Regions from separate parts of the Homo sapiens genome. Here regions 1, 3, 4 and 5 are each linked to region 2. A link is a contact called in ENCODE Hi-C or POLR2A ChIA-PET data. All regions are on one chromosome and are shown on one strand. The core of a region is the stretch at or near the end of the contact, and the rest is flanking DNA. Distances in the headings are between cores, read along the strand shown.

Region 1 (2,786 bases), core at 242-2,741, 640 kb after region 2:
GGGTCTGTGAAGTACTTTGGTATGTCGCCTGGGGGTTGGGACGGGCATGTCTCGAGTTTCTCTGGAGAAAAGTGAGCTTGGGCATTGCACTCCTTGAGGGGCGGGAGCACTGTGTTTCATTCACAGCACTGAGACAGGCAGAGTCCTGGAGCTCACTCTCCTCGCGTGCAGAGGCCACTTAACTGGAAAAGTGAGGTCCAAGTGGGTGAAGGAACCTCAGATTCTGTCCCTCAGTGCACAGAAGGGCTTAGGGCCAGAATCTCATTGCAGGGCTCCCACTGCCACCACCTCATCCTGCTTCCTGAAACCCCTCAGGGCAGCACTGACCTCTTGAGAGCTGCCATTGGGAGAAGTGTTCGAACCTCAACTGTCCCCTGCCTCCAAGGGGCTGCCCCAAAGTCAGCAAGCCACAGCCGATCCTCCTCCTCCCTCCTACACAAAACCACCGTCCCAGGGGAGGCAGAGCAGACCCACACCGCACCAGAGAAGGGAATGGCTAAAAGTTTCATTGTGTTTTGCTATTGACACTTAAGAAGACAGGGAGGGGAGGGTTGATTTCCGTGAATTAGGTGCATCCAGCCTGCGGGACGGAGGTGGAGACCAAGAAAAGGAGCGCAGGAATGGCTCAGCTTCCTACTGCGGCCCTGCTGCTGAGGGGAGTGGGGCTGGGATCTGCAGGAGGGCTTGGTGGTTACCCTGGAAGATTCTGGGGAGGACAGAAGCTGGGGGAGCCGACAACGCCCACTCTTAGACCCCCAGTGGGTTTACTCTGGGAAGGGGCAGGGCCCTTGGACCAGGGAGTGGTCACTGAGGGTCTCACTGGGGCCTCGGAGACAAAGGACGGCGGGGCGACAGCCACGGGAGGGTCAGGCTCCGAGTGAGGGGTGTGCCCCGGACGCGCCCCCCGCCCCCTGGAGTGATGGGTGGGTACCTGTTGAGGAAAGCGTTGCCAAACGCGTTGAGCTTGCGGAAGGGGCGCCGCGGGTCCACCACGAGCGCGTTGCCCGGCACCACGCCCTCAGTGGGGCCGTGCATGACGGCGATGAAGGAGTCGGTGGTGGGCTCGGGCCCGATGCGCATCCCCGGGAAGTCCTGCTCGATCAGGTGTCGGATGAAGGTGGTCTTGCCCGTGCTGTACTGCCCCACGAGGAGCACCATAGGCTTGTTGTCGAAGTCAGCGTCCTCCAGCGCGGGCGAGTGGAACTCGTGGAAGCGGTAGTGCTCCTCCAGGGGTAGCAGCTTCTGCGCGTACAGCTGCCGCAGCCCCTCAGCCACCGTCTGGAAGAGCTCCGGCTCCTTCTTGCGGCGGGCATCCTTGCTGACCCAGCTGAACATACTGCCGGACACGGGGCTGGCTGCTGCGGGGCAGAGCGGCGGCTGAGAGCGGGGCGAGGGTGCGGAGCCGAGGCGGGGCCGGCCGGGGCAGGGAATCGGGAGCGACCCACACTGCGCAGGCGCACAGCCCAGCCCGTCGAAGCGCCCTCTGCCGAATGCTGCGCACCCCTCGCGGAGCGGCCTTTATAGGGTCGGTCCCTCAGTGGCGGCTAGCGCCGCCGCGGCGGGGGCAGGGCGGAATTGGGGGCGGTAGGGAGGAGCCCCTCCCAGCCCCGCCCCTCCGACTGGTGCCACGTCTTCCCCTACCCCGCCCCCATTGGCTGATTCCAAATCTCGCGAGGCTGTGGTCCGGGTGCCGTGGCAACCGCACCTGTTTCGCCCCGCCCCTCGTAGGGAGGCTCGCGAAAGTGCTGCGGTTAGGAAGGCGAGGAGCGGGCGTTCGGCGGAGACGGCCTCTGGGCCGCGCGCCTTCCGGCACCGTGGCCCCCCCACACCCCCGCGGGATGGCTCCACGAGACACCCAGTCAGGCACCCTGGTTCCCTGACTACGCGCCGCGCCCGCCGTTCGCCACGTGCGGTCCTCCAGCTGGCTCGGAATCCCCGGAAGCATCGGAGTACCCCCAGGCGGCGGCACCTCCTCCTCTCAGCCCAGCTTCCCAGACACACACTGTCTTTGTCCCCTCATCTTTTATCTGCTTTGGGAGAGGGAGAGACAGGAAAGTGGTAGCAGAGCAAGCTGAGGGAGTAGAGAATCCGGGGCGGGCTGGTGACTGGGGAAAGAAAAATGGGCAGCGAGAGGCCTGACCTCCCCTCAGGCCGACGGGGTGGGAATGGGAGAGGGACGCAAGCGAGGGAGGACATGGGTGACACCGGACTCGCGCGGGAGAAGAGAAGGCTTCCCCACAAAGGCTATAGCTGGGGCAAGGCAGGGAGGGCATGAGGAGGAAGTTGAGGCTCTCTGGCCACTTGCGTATTGGGAAGTGAAATCGGAAATTCCCTATGTGGGGAAGAGGGGAAGTGTGGGGGCAACAATGAAATCTTGTGGGAATTTAGGGGGAAGTTTAAAAACCCAAATACTTCCACTTTCCTCTCGGGGTCACCACCATTTACCATCATTTACTGGGATCTGTGCCCTACCTCCCCTTACCAGTTCCTGGCTGTTCCATGGGGCTCACTCCCCCGCCATCCTCCCCGGCCACACACAGACCCCTTTGGCTGTCCAGGCTGGTGAGAATCTTCAGTGGGTGATGTCAGAGCTTTGGGGACTGATTGTTATGTAACCAGTATCAAGACACCAACCTGTGGTAGCAGGACCCTGGGGGCTCTTAAAGAGATCTGAATTGAACCTGCGACTTTGAAAGCCTCAGGTCCAACTTCCTCGCTTCTGGGAGATGTGGAAGCCTGGAGGGCTAGGGGCCTGTATCAGGGGATAACTTGGGCTGGTAGGCTAA
Region 2 (2,700 bases), core at 117-2,616:
GCCCAACCCACACAGTTTTCTCCACCCTCGCCTCCCTTGCATCCTGCAGCTTCCTTCATCATCAGTTGCTGCCTGAGATTCTCCTGACTTGTCTATCCTAGCCCAAGCCCAGCCCCTACCCTTCTCCCTGCAGCCTCCAGTGCCCAGGGCTGAGTGGTTTGGGGTGGATGAAAGGCCAACCTTGGGCACCACTGCTTTGCCTGCTGAAGCAGGACATTCAGGGGCAGAGTTAACTCAATTGGGCAGCCACTGGGAGGGGCAGCCACCCTAATGGAGGCTTTCTCTGAGGTGTTGGGTCAGAGCATGTGGGTATGATCTTAGTGGGCCTAAGGCAGGAGTGGGTTGAACCAGGAGACAATTCCTGACAGCGATTACTACTTTCAAATCATTTTCTCAGTCATGATGTCACTGGACATGCCATAGGTCAATTAGCATGAGGCAGAAAGGGGTTAGGGCCCCAGAGCTACCGCCTCCAGAGCCCAGTTAGCCCCACCAGTCACGCACAATGCTTCACATGCACCTCCTCACTTTCTCCTCGCTCGATTCTGAGGTCAGCATCATGATTGTCTTCCTTTTACAATTGAGGAAATAGGCTCAGAAAGGCTAACTGGCCGGGGGGATTTGACCTCAACTCAGCTGTCTCCCTAACCTTCAACCTAGGTTTAGCTGCCTCTCAACTGCAGGTTCATTACTTCAGTTGACAGATGTTTGGTGGCTGCTGGGGCGCCTGAAAATAAGTCTGGTGGGGGAACAGGCCCAGCCAGATCATTCCAGTCATGAGTCACAGCCCAGGTGCACAGGTAGAGGTAAGCCTGGCTCCTGGGAGAGAGATGTGGGCAGGAGCATTGGCTGGAAGCCAGGGCTTGTCATTGGACATCATCTCGGTCCTGCAGGGGCCCTGTGGGGTGGGTGTCATCAAGCCCGTGTTACACGCCTGTATTGGATGACAAATTCTACCAAGCACACAGCCGACCGGGAGTTCAAACGTGAGTGTCACTGTGAAGCCCAGGCTCCACAGCGACTGAGGGCCGTGGGCCATGATGAGGCCCGGGAAAACAGGAGTGCTGTGGGAGAGGCTGGGGGCGACTTGAAATGGCGCCTCAAGACCCCCTCCGGGAACCCACGCCCGCCTGACCTTACTATCACCTCGGCCGGAAGTGTCTCCGGCCTTTTCGGAAGTCACTTTCACCTAACCTTACAGACTACCGCTCCGCCGGAAGTGACGCAGGGCAGCGGCGTCGCGGGGGCGGGGCTCGGGAAAGACCCGTGCCAGCGGGCGTGTGGCCGCGGGTTTCGCACGGTCCAATAAGGGAGGGCGGCGTGGCCCGGCCTGGTAGCGACGAGGACGCGCCTGCGCAGAGGCGGCAGCACCACCGGGGTTGACTCCGGGGGCGCGGCGAGGAGGTGAGCGGGGGCCACAGCCCGGGCTGGGGGGAGCCGGGGTGCAAGAGGGCAGGCTGGATCAGGCCGGGCAGAAGCGGACCGGGCTCCGAGTGTCAACGAGAGCTAGGTGACGAGGAAATTGGGGGTGGGGGCCGGAGCTGTCCGGAGATGCCGCAGGGGGAGGGTTCTCACGCCGCACGGGGCGGAGTCCTGGGACTCGGGGCGGGACGTGGAACCGGGACGGGTGGGACCTCCGAGCTGGTGCCAGTGGAAGGCGGAGCCCGGCGGCGGGGGGCGGAGCTAGGAGGGTCGGGGGACGGAGCCTGGCTCTTGAAGGAGGAGCTGGAGGAGGTGAAAGGCGGAGCCTCGGGGTCGGAAGCAGAGGGGGACGGAGCGGAGGCGCTGGGGGCGGGGCTTCAGCCGGTGAGTGGCGTGGCTACGGCTCCGGAAAAGGGGTCTAGTTCTGTCGAAGGCGGGGCTGCAGGCCCGGGGGCGGTACCGCGTCCTCCGAAGGGCGGTGCCAAGGAGCCAAGTGAGGAGCCTGGCCCGAGTAATGGCCCCGGGCGTCCTCGCGGGGGTGGTCTCCGTGGTGGCCGGGCTTGGGGACGCCGTAGGCCGAGAACTCCACCGGGAGAGGTGGTGTGGGTGGAGCGGGCTCGGCGGCCAGCAGACACAGGGCCAGTCTGGGTGCCCCGGAGACCCCCAAGGGCTCAGAGTTGGGGCGGCGCCCCGGGCGGAAGCACAGGGCCAGGCTGGGGGGTATCTCCCGAGGACCCGGGCTCCTCGGAGCCACCCAGTGGGGATGTGTGGGTGCCTCGGGGCCGGCCCCCTGCAGCGGCCGCAGAGGTGTTGGTGTGCTGGACCGGGGGCAGCTGGGTGTGGCGTGAGTGGGGCCGCCCAGTCGGGGCAACTGCAGTGCAGCCAGATAGGGTCTGGACTTTGCGTAAAGGGACAGGCGGGAACTGAAGAGCGGAGGTGGGGACTGGGAGGGAGGGAAGGTATGGGGGTGAGCAAAGGGGCGGGTCCCTGGCTGCTGTGGCCTCCCCTGACCCCCTCCCCCCGCTGCTGGGGTCCTCGGCCAAGCCCCCTTCTCACTGGACTGGTAAGTGTGGCCCCGGAGCCCGGGGGAGAGGGCGGTGACCCGGGACAAAGGGGATCCCCCGGGGCAAGGAAGATACAGTGGCGGTGGAACCCTCCTGTTACCTACCCGTGTTCCATACTCTCCCTGCCCTCCCCCACGTTCAGTCGGTCGGTCGGGGTCTGTGCCCACAGAGACATGAGGCTGAGCTGGTTCCGGGTCCTGACAGTACTGTCCAT
Region 3 (2,783 bases), core at 140-2,639, 880 kb after region 2:
TGATCAGGGAGAAGCTGAGCAGTGGCTTGTGGGCCCAGGAATCTGGGGTCTGGTGGGACAATAGCTATCCCTCAGAAACAAGCAACAGGGCTGACCAGTCACAGCTTTATTAATGACCAGGGTAACCCGTTCAGCTAGGGAGCTCCTCAATGAGAGTTCTTGGGGCAGGTGGCACGGGGCCTCCCCAAAGCCGCTCCAGCTCCCCAGTGAGGGCGGCCACCTCCTCGGCTACCACAGCATGGGCTTGGTGAGCCCTGGCGCAGTCTAGGGCCAGGGGTGTGAGGGCCGCCTCATTTTCGTTGGTCCAGGCCAGGAGGAACTGGCACTTTTTCCGGGCCCGGTAAAGATGATCTCGCTCTTCTCTAGCCACGGCCTGTTTCCGGGCACGGCCCAGGGTCTGTGCCAGGTCCCCCAGTGCTGCCAGCGTGTAGCCTTTCTGGTTGGTCGGGCCCTCGCCCAGCAGGATGCGGGCGACCTCGTGCATAGCCCCTCGTGTGCCCAGGGGCCCCGGCGGGTGCTCGCCTGCTTCCAGCACGTGGGCTGCCGCCTGCAGGGCTTCTTCCGCAGAGGCGAAGACTTGCTGGGCACCCAGGGCTCCGGAAACGCCGAGCAGTGTGGCACAGAAGTCAGAGAGCAGCGCGTCGTCACCGCCGTGATACAGGGCGAGAGTATGCGCGTAGGCGAACAGCACATTGGGCAGCTGGAAGCGCACGAGCGGCGAGACTGGGCCGCGGCTCAGGCTGACTATCGCGGGGATGCGGGTGGGTACGACGGGCGTGCAGGCCCCCGGGACATCTCCAAGAACCCGCTCGGCGGCCGCGGGCTCCGCGGCGGAGGCATCTTTCACAGAATCCGGCGGGGTCCTCGCAGGGGCGAGCTCCAGCTCCGCGGCGTCACTACCCGGGGCATTATCCAGCTCCTCCAGAAGCTGCGGTCCGGCTCCGCGGTTCCACCACCACGGCCGCCATGGAGGCAGCAGCCGCCCGGCCTCACCGCGGCTCAGCAGCCGCTCGAAGGCAGCTTTTTCGCCCGGCGCCAGCCGCTCCCAGAGTCCCGATAGGCCGCCGGGCGCCGGGCCGGAGCTGAGGCCTGCTTCCCCAGGCTCGTCCTCGGTCTCGCGTTGCTGACGCAGCCGGCGTAGGGCGCTTGCTAGGCGGCTGGGAGGAGCGCTGCAACCGCGGAGCTCTCCCAGCACCTGGTCACGGTAGAAGTTTTCTGCGCAGGTGCCATGCGTCCGGTAGCAGCGCAGCGAGCAGTAGGGCGCATTACAGCGAGGGCAGGTGTAACGCGCTGGCTGGACCTCCCCCGCCGGGCAGAAGCCACAGGGCCCGGCCGGCTCCATGGCAACTGGCACCGCGATCTACCTGCGAACGCACGCCGGTGGTAGTTCGAAACTTCCGGGGCTTCTTCGATTACTTCCGGTTCGCAGCGCGGCCGACGGCGCGCTGTGTTTTCGCAAAGCTTCCGAGGATTCTCGGCAATTTCCGCCCACGCCCGAAAGCCAAGCCCCACCCCTTTCCCTAGTAGGGCGAGAGCAGGCCCAGAAGCCGGGCGTCAGGTACGAGCCCCGCCCTATGCGATGACGCAAGGAGCGAAAAAATGGGTCTGGCGAGCGCTTCGCCGGTGCCACGTCTCCCCCTAGTGGTCACACCAAAACGTGGCCCGATCATCTAAAGAGAAAACCCTCTTTTTAGCACTACAATGTGCTGTGGCATAAATCCATCTTTACTAGGCACCTACTCTGGGCCACTAATTGTGCCAAGCCTACGGGAGGCGATGCATCCCTGCGCTGGACACAGACAAATAAAATGCACTAGGGGACACAGACAAATAAAAGGACAGTTAGGGCCAGGTACGGTGGGTCACGCCGGTAATCCCAGCATTTTGGGAGGCCGAGGCGGGCAGATGACCTGAGGTCAGGAGTTTGAGACCAGCCTGACCAACATGGAGAAACCCCGTCTCTACTAAGAATACAAAATTAGCCGGGCGTGGGGGACGGGTGCTTGTAGTCCCAGCTACTCCTGAGGCTGAGGCAGGGGAATCGCTTGAACCCGGGAGGTGGAGGCTGCAGTTAGCCGAGATCGCGCCACCGCTCTCCAGCCTGCGAGCCTGGGCCACAGAGAGAAACTCCACCTCAAAAAGATAAATAGAAAGCAGCATTTAAGAAATATCTGAGCTCCTATGATTTTTTTCCTCCAAAACTGCCTCTTCTTTTCATTAAGTATCTTCTCATTAAATACCACTATTCATCCATCTTATTAAGTGCAGGCCCCATTCTAGGTGCCAAGAACACAATGCACATCAAAGGGAGCCGGGGGTCCCTGTTCTAATAGAGCTCACTCTTGTGGTGGAGTGGGGGGTGTGATGAACCAAACTGTGAGTGTTCTTTGCATCCCTGCTACTACTGGTGGTCTAAGCTTCCTGACCCCTCATGTGGATGACAACACATTAAGTGTTTTTCCTAACTTTCTTGCCAGCCCTCCAGAAAAACCTGCCAGAGAAATTAGATCACAAGTCAGATGAGATCCATCTGTTACTCAAAACCCTTCTGCGACCCTCCATTGCACTTGGACTCAAACCCAAACTCCTCTCTATGGCTGACAAGGCCTTGCAGGATCTGCCCGCCCCCAGCCCTAGACATCACCTCTTCCCCATCTTCACACAGTCCTCTAGGCTTGAAATATTCCCCTACCTGATCACTTGACTGGTTCATCTCAGGTCTCACTCACGTCATTTAAACAGGACCTCTCGGCTGGGCACAGCGGCTGACACCTGTAATCTCA
Region 4 (2,500 bases), core at 1-2,500, 560 kb after region 2:
GCCCCACCCGAGGCACTCCACCCGCCTCCCTGCTGGTCATCTGGGCTCCTGGCCCACAGCTTCTGGAGACCAGAGGTGTGGGCACCTCACAGGCCCAGCTACCTTCAGTGCCTCTCGGCAGACGTAGGCAATCTGCCGCTCCTCCAGGGGCCCAGTGGCTGAAAGGAAAAGGGAGAGGCTGGCTTGGGGGCCCGGGGGTCATGCCCACCCTCCCAGGCTACCGTGTGTGGGAAAAGCAGCAGGCACTGTTAAATGAAAGCGGTGTTGGCCACGTCCCCTCCCAGTTTAGTCTAGGATACTGAACCCAGAGATGGACAGTATTTCTCTCAAGGTCACACAGCCAGGCAGGAGTGGAGAGGAGCCCAAGTCCAGGGCCCAGAGTCCCCTCTGGTACCCCAGTGGGGTAGGGGTGGGGGAAGGCTGGGGCCTGCTGGGGCCTGGAGCCCTGGCCTCACCATGGTAAATCTCCTGCAGGGAGCCCCCTCCGCAGAACTCCATGCAGATCCACAAGCGGTCATTCCTAGGGACAAAGAGCTGGGGTGGGCACAAAGCAGGTCACATGGGGGCTGCCTGGGGCCAGGAGGATAAGGCAGCCTCACCTGAGGTAGCTGCCAATGTAGGCCACCACATTGGGGTGGCGGCACTCACGCAGGATGGTGATTTCCTGCTGGAGGGAGCTGATGTCGTCCCCTGGGAAGCACAAAGCATCATGGGGAAGGCGCGCTGGGGTTGCCCTGACTCAGTGCCCCCATCTGCAAAATGGGCACAGAGTGCCTCCCTCCGGGCCAGGCAGGTGCAGGTGACAGCACCTCCCGGGGCACGCCTCTCAGGGGTCTCGGAAACGTCAACCCTCCGCCCGCACCCCGCGCCCGCGGGCGCTCTGCCCTTCCTCTGGCGCAGAGGCCCGACCCGGGCCCTCACCTGGGTCTAGCTTGACTATCTTCACGGCGGCCAGTTCGGACGTGACCGTGTCGCGGGCCTGCAGGGGCGGAGGGTGAAGCGGGATGGGGGGCGGGGCCGGGGGCTAGATCCTGCCGCGGGGTGCGGGGCTGGCACCCTCCTCCCGGCTCTCCCGCCCGTCCCGTCGCACCTTGTAGACGTCGCCATAGGTCCCGGCCCCCACGCGCTGCAGCAGCTCGAAGCGGTCCCGCGGGTCCTGCAGCGACACATCCCGCAGCAGCGCCATGGCCCGGCGCCGGGCGGGCCGGCAGGCGGGCGGGCGCGAGCTGCGGAGCCGGCGCGGGGCGGCGCGGGGCGGGGCGGGCGCCCGTGGCTCTGAGGCCGCGGGGGCGGGGCTGAGGCCCGGGGGCGGGGCCGCGCCGGGGATGCCCCACCGCCAGTCCGGGAGGAGGCGCCCGCGGGACGGGCCCTCGGCGGCGCGGGGAAGCCCCAAGGCCGGGGCGGAGCCTACGTCCTTCCGCCGCCACTGTCGCTCGCGCTCCACAGGTAGGGAGCGCAAAGTCCCGGGAGCCAGAAGACAGAGGGAAGAGGGGGCGCTCCACTCCCCGCCCCATCCCCAATTTCCCAGATAAACATGGACTTGCGCTTTATATTTTTTTTAACAAAATGTATTCATCTTTCTTGGAACTGAAAAATAAATCTATGTACAAAACAGGAAGAGATCAGGCTCTTGTCACCCACTCCTAACCCTCTGCAGATTTCCTCCGGGATGCTCCGAGATGGGCTGGACCTCTGGGAGGTTCCCAGAGGGTCGGAAGGGAGGTCCTGCTCTGATCCGGGGCCAGTTTCGTCAGGAAGAGGGCGGGGCTCAGGATGCTCATAGGCTGGGGGCGGAGTTTTGTGTCCCAGACTCGGGATACGAAGGAGAGGAAACTAGGATTTCCAAATTCTGGAGCAGGACTGAAGTTATTTGGGGCAGGGAGCTTGGATTCGCAAGATATGGAATTCTGAAGTGCGGAAATATACTCCTAGGGGCTGAGTGGTCCTAGGCTCCCGGGCTGGAGGTGGGACCTGTGCTCCTTGGGTTAAGGGTGAAACCTCAGCTCCTACAAGCTGGGAGGAGCCCTGAGTAACGTTGGTCTGGCTCTAGGTGAGCGGTTCCGAGGAGGAGCTTGGGTTTCTAGGGGCTGGGCCTTTAAAGACTGGTAATTAGGACCCAGCGTGAGGTTTCCATTGGCCGGCTGGGATTCTGGGAGAAGAGACCTATATTCTAACGACTGGGGCAGAGCCCTGGGTTCTGAGCTGGAGAAAATCGTGGGTTTGATACAGACTGTACTCGGGACCGGGAACCTAGGGTTTGGGTAGAGGTGAGGCCTGTCCCCTTTGGGCTGGGGGCAGAACATGGGCTCAGAGTTGGGGGACTAAGGGCGGAGCCTGGGTCCCCACAAGCGGTCCGAAGTCCCCAGTAGTTCAGAGGCCTTTGCGCTGCCGCTTGAGGAAAGACAGAGTGTAGTCACTAGGGGTGGACACTTTCTGCTTCTTCATCTGCACTTGCGACTGTGCCGTGAGTTGCAGCTTGATGGCGCTCGAGTTGATCTTG
Region 5 (2,700 bases), core at 41-2,540, 620 kb after region 2:
TCCAGAGCCGGCATCTGACCCACGCCCGTGCACACAGCTCACGGAGGTTCAGGCCAGAATGAGAATTCCTCATCTACAGGGTGAGGTGGGGCCCAGGGTACTTGGGGCACAATGGGAGGACAGTGGTGGCAAAGGATGAAGGGTCAGTTCTCACTGCTCAGACCAGGTAGCACCCACATGCCCTCTGACTGGCCTCCAGACAGAGTGGGTACGAGGGCCACTGTGCTCAACGCCTGCAGTCTCCATGCCTCTGAGCAGGCAGGGACATGGGCTCCCCAGGAAGTGCCCATCCTCAGTCCTCAGTTATATTCTGGAGATCAGGGGACTGTGACCCTGGCCACAGGCACATCTGTCACTGAAGCCTTCATGCCCACATGATGTCTACCCTGGTACCCCCTGCATGCCATGAGGTGGGGGCAAGCACCCTGCTCTGTTGAAGAACTGGGGACGTATCACCAAAGGGCCTGGCTTGGCAGGCAGGACAGTTCCCCAGCCACGCTCCGGCCTGGCTGGCCTGGAGATAGGAGCTACGGCAAGGGCCTTTTTTTTTTTTTTTTTTTTTAAATTAAATAGAGACAGGGTCTCACTAGGTTGCTCAGGCTGGTCTCTAACTCCTGGCCTTAAGGGATCCTCCTGCTTTGGCCTCCCAAAGTGCTGGGATTACAGGCGTGAGCCACCATGCCTGGCCAGAGCCTATTTCTTTTCTTTTTTTTTGAGACAGAGTCTTGCTCTGCCACCTGGGATGGAGTGCAGTGGTGTGATCTCAGCTCACTGCAACCTCTCCCTCCTGGGTTCAAGTGATTCTCCTGTCTCAGCCTCCCAAGTAGCTGGGATTACAGGCACGCACCACCACGCCCGGCTAATTTTTGTATTTTTTTTAGTAGAGATGGGGTTTTGCCATGTTGGCCAGGCTGGTCTCGAACTCCTGACCTCAGGTGATGCGCCCACCCACCTTGGCCTCCCAAAGTGCTGGAATTACAGGATGAGCCACCATGCCTGGCTGGAGCCTATTTCTGAAACAACCGAGCCCTGTGCTAAGAGCCTGAAAGAATAGCTAGGTGCCCTGCTGATACAAATGTGGGCTTGGTCACTTCTCAGCTGTTCAGACAATCTGTGTCAAACACTCCTGTCCACGGGGTCAACCCCAACCACAGCCGGGACTGTCACTCATGGTGACTCGTCTAGGCTGGCTCACGATAGGGTGCTATCCAAAGTCAGACACGCCAAGGGCATGTGTTCTGTCATTCTGTGTTGGAAGGGCCCGCTGGTGGCATTAACCTTTGTTTCCTGGCCCCACCCACACCGGCTCTCACTCAAGTACTTGGTCAGCCACTGAGATTCCAAACCCTTTGGCCATTCAGAGGCTGCTGATAGGTGCCACCAGGCCTGGGCTGCCAGGAGACCTAAGGATGGTCTGCAAGGCCTGCTGAACTGACACTGCCTCAGCGTGACCTTGGCTTCCATGCACAGTGCTCCCCGGGCTGCAGGCTGGCACCCTGTCTCCTCACGAGCTGCTTCCTGTCACAGCTTAAGCTTCAGCTCCTGCCAGGCCCCCCCAGCCCTTCTACTCCACTGGGACAGCCCCTAGCGCCAGCTCCCGCAGCAGCCTGTGCTCGCTCCGAGACGACACAAATAACTGATGTTTATTTTTTGTTTGCGTGCTCTGCTTTCCCCATGAAGGCTGAGGAGTGGACAGGGGCTGTGTGTCACTCCCCGCCAGTACCCGGCATCCAGCACTGTGCTGAGTGCACTTCAGGCTCAGTAAACCCCAGAGGGGTAATCCCAGCACTCTGGGAGGCTGAGGTGGGCAGATCACCTGAGATCAGGAGTTTGAGACCAGCCTGGCCAACATGGTGAAACCCTGTCTCTAATAAAAATACAAAAATCAGCTGGGCATAGTGGTGCGTGCCTGTGATCCCAGCTACTCGGGAGGCTGAGGTAGGAGAATCATTTGAACCTGGGAGGTGGAGGTTGCTATGAGCCGAGATCATGCCACTGCACTCCAGCTTGGGCAACAGAGCGAGTCTCCGCTTCAAAAACAAAAACAAAAACAAAAAACCCTAGAGGGAAGCCAACAAGCCTTAGAGCTCTATCCCCCAACACTCCATTTCTGAGGCTGCCTCCTTTGCTTCAGCGGTAACTTCCTGTGTGCTGTTTCTGTGTTGTAAGCACAGTCAAACCCTTCCTGAAAGTAGATGGGGTATAAACCACAAACAGAACAGGTTTAGAGGGAGGCCGGGTAGAGAATCTTAGTTAAGAGCAGGCTGCACGCGGGTGCTGACCAAAGACTGGTTTCTATAGAGGGAAACAGCGCAGTGCAGGTCTGCCTGTGAAGTGAGCTGGGAAGGGTCTCGGGCAATCCTGGGGCCCTGAGTGCCAGTCTCAGAGCCCCATGGCCCTGCCTGGCAATAGGCTGCTCCCCTCACCCCAGGGTCTACCTTGGCCAGCCGTGCCCGCTTGATCAGGTCATTGAGCTTCCTGAGGGCGGCGTTTCGGGGCAGTGACTGGATGTCCTTGAAGAGGTCCTGCTCCTCGGCCTCAAAGAGCTTGCGGTTGTCGGGGATGAGGAGCGGGTGGGACCAGAAGGAGCCGATGTAGACCCTGACCACCTCGGGGGTGTTGATGATCTTGCCCAGGGACCACATGAGGGCCCCGTACACCCGCATCAGCTGCTGCGTCTCGATCTGGTCTGCCTTGTTC

Evidence for each region. Hi-C counts contacts between places; a loop is a spot of excess contacts on that map. ChIA-PET counts read pairs that join two places held with the same protein, here RNA polymerase II (POLR2A). Pooled maps may share reads with other maps.
Region 1: a loop to region 2 is called in a map of gastrocnemius medialis, with 2.4 times the contacts of the local background. The contact joins the promoter of EHD1 here to the promoter of FKBP2 in region 2. A Hi-C loop is called at or near these places in 1 of 168 maps with a recorded cell type or tissue (gastrocnemius medialis), 8 of 37 single-sample maps with no recorded cell type and 11 of 50 pooled maps. POLR2A ChIA-PET finds 5 or more read pairs at or near these places in 1 of 52 experiments (OCI-LY7).
Region 3: a pooled map shows a loop between it and region 2 (5-fold over the local background). The contact joins the promoter of ZNHIT2 here to the promoter of FKBP2 in region 2. A Hi-C loop is called at or near these places in 6 of 37 single-sample maps with no recorded cell type and 9 of 50 pooled maps. POLR2A ChIA-PET finds 5 or more read pairs at or near these places in 1 of 52 experiments (activated T-cell).
Region 4: a pooled map shows a loop between it and region 2 (8-fold over the local background). The contact joins the promoter of MAP4K2 here to the promoter of FKBP2 in region 2. A Hi-C loop is called at or near these places in 5 of 50 pooled maps. POLR2A ChIA-PET finds 5 or more read pairs at or near these places in 2 of 52 experiments (CD4-positive, alpha-beta T cell and HEK293).
Region 5: a map with no recorded cell type shows a loop between it and region 2 (3-fold over the local background). The contact joins the enhancer-like site here to the promoter of FKBP2 in region 2. A Hi-C loop is called at or near these places in 2 of 37 single-sample maps with no recorded cell type and 6 of 50 pooled maps. POLR2A ChIA-PET finds 5 or more read pairs at or near these places in 1 of 52 experiments (OCI-LY7).

Annotation. Positions count from the first base shown.
Region 1 is chr11:64,877,130-64,879,915 of GRCh38, forward strand. It overlaps EHD1 (EH domain containing 1), which reads right to left and starts at 1,492. Exons shown (of 5, transcript NM_006795.4): 1 at 932-1,492. The coding sequence starts at 1,335. It overlaps MIR10392 (microRNA 10392), which reads right to left and starts at 1,480; the gene lies at 1,394-1,480. RefSeq lists enhancers at 1-405, 69-168 and silencers at 329-398, 1,249-1,298, 1,319-1,878.
Region 2 is chr11:64,239,729-64,242,428 of GRCh38, forward strand. FKBP2 (FKBP prolyl isomerase 2) reads left to right here and starts at 1,367. Exons shown (of 6, transcript NM_004470.4): 1 at 1,367-1,404; 2 at 2,656-2,700. The coding sequence starts at 2,660. LOC114841035 reads left to right here and starts at 1,367. Exons shown (of 6, transcript NM_001370414.1): 1 at 1,367-2,485; 2 at 2,656-2,700. The coding sequence starts at 1,552. The coding sequence ends at 2,349. RefSeq lists enhancers at 374-1,276, 776-835, 876-995, 1,277-2,177 and silencers at 1,276-2,295, 2,326-2,565.
Region 3 is chr11:65,116,312-65,119,094 of GRCh38, forward strand. ZNHIT2 (zinc finger HIT-type containing 2) reads right to left here and starts at 1,390. Exons shown (of 1, transcript NM_014205.4): 1 at 92-1,390. The coding sequence starts at 1,342. The coding sequence ends at 131. RefSeq lists enhancers at 1-263, 810-1,353, 1,346-1,640.
Region 4 is chr11:64,801,964-64,804,463 of GRCh38, forward strand. MAP4K2 (mitogen-activated protein kinase kinase kinase kinase 2) reads right to left here and starts at 1,251. Exons shown (of 32, transcript NM_004579.5): 1 at 1,091-1,251; 2 at 922-979; 3 at 600-690; 4 at 456-520; 5 at 103-158. The coding sequence starts at 1,186. MEN1 (menin 1) reads right to left here. Exons shown (of 10, transcript NM_001370259.2): 10 at 1,553-2,500. The coding sequence ends at 2,371. RefSeq lists silencers at 881-1,060, 1,211-1,390.
Region 5 is chr11:64,857,486-64,860,185 of GRCh38, forward strand. EHD1 (EH domain containing 1) reads right to left here. Exons shown (of 5, transcript NM_006795.4): 3 at 2,439-2,700. Among named protein-coding and RNA genes, the nearest start is that of CDC42BPG, 14 kb to the left of the region's middle. RefSeq lists an enhancer at 1,462-1,531. Within about 2 kb of position 1,291, at least 20 of the 41 ENCODE cell types and tissues checked have a DNase peak (open chromatin) inside an H3K27ac peak, as active enhancers do; they include OCI-LY7, where a contact is called at or near this core.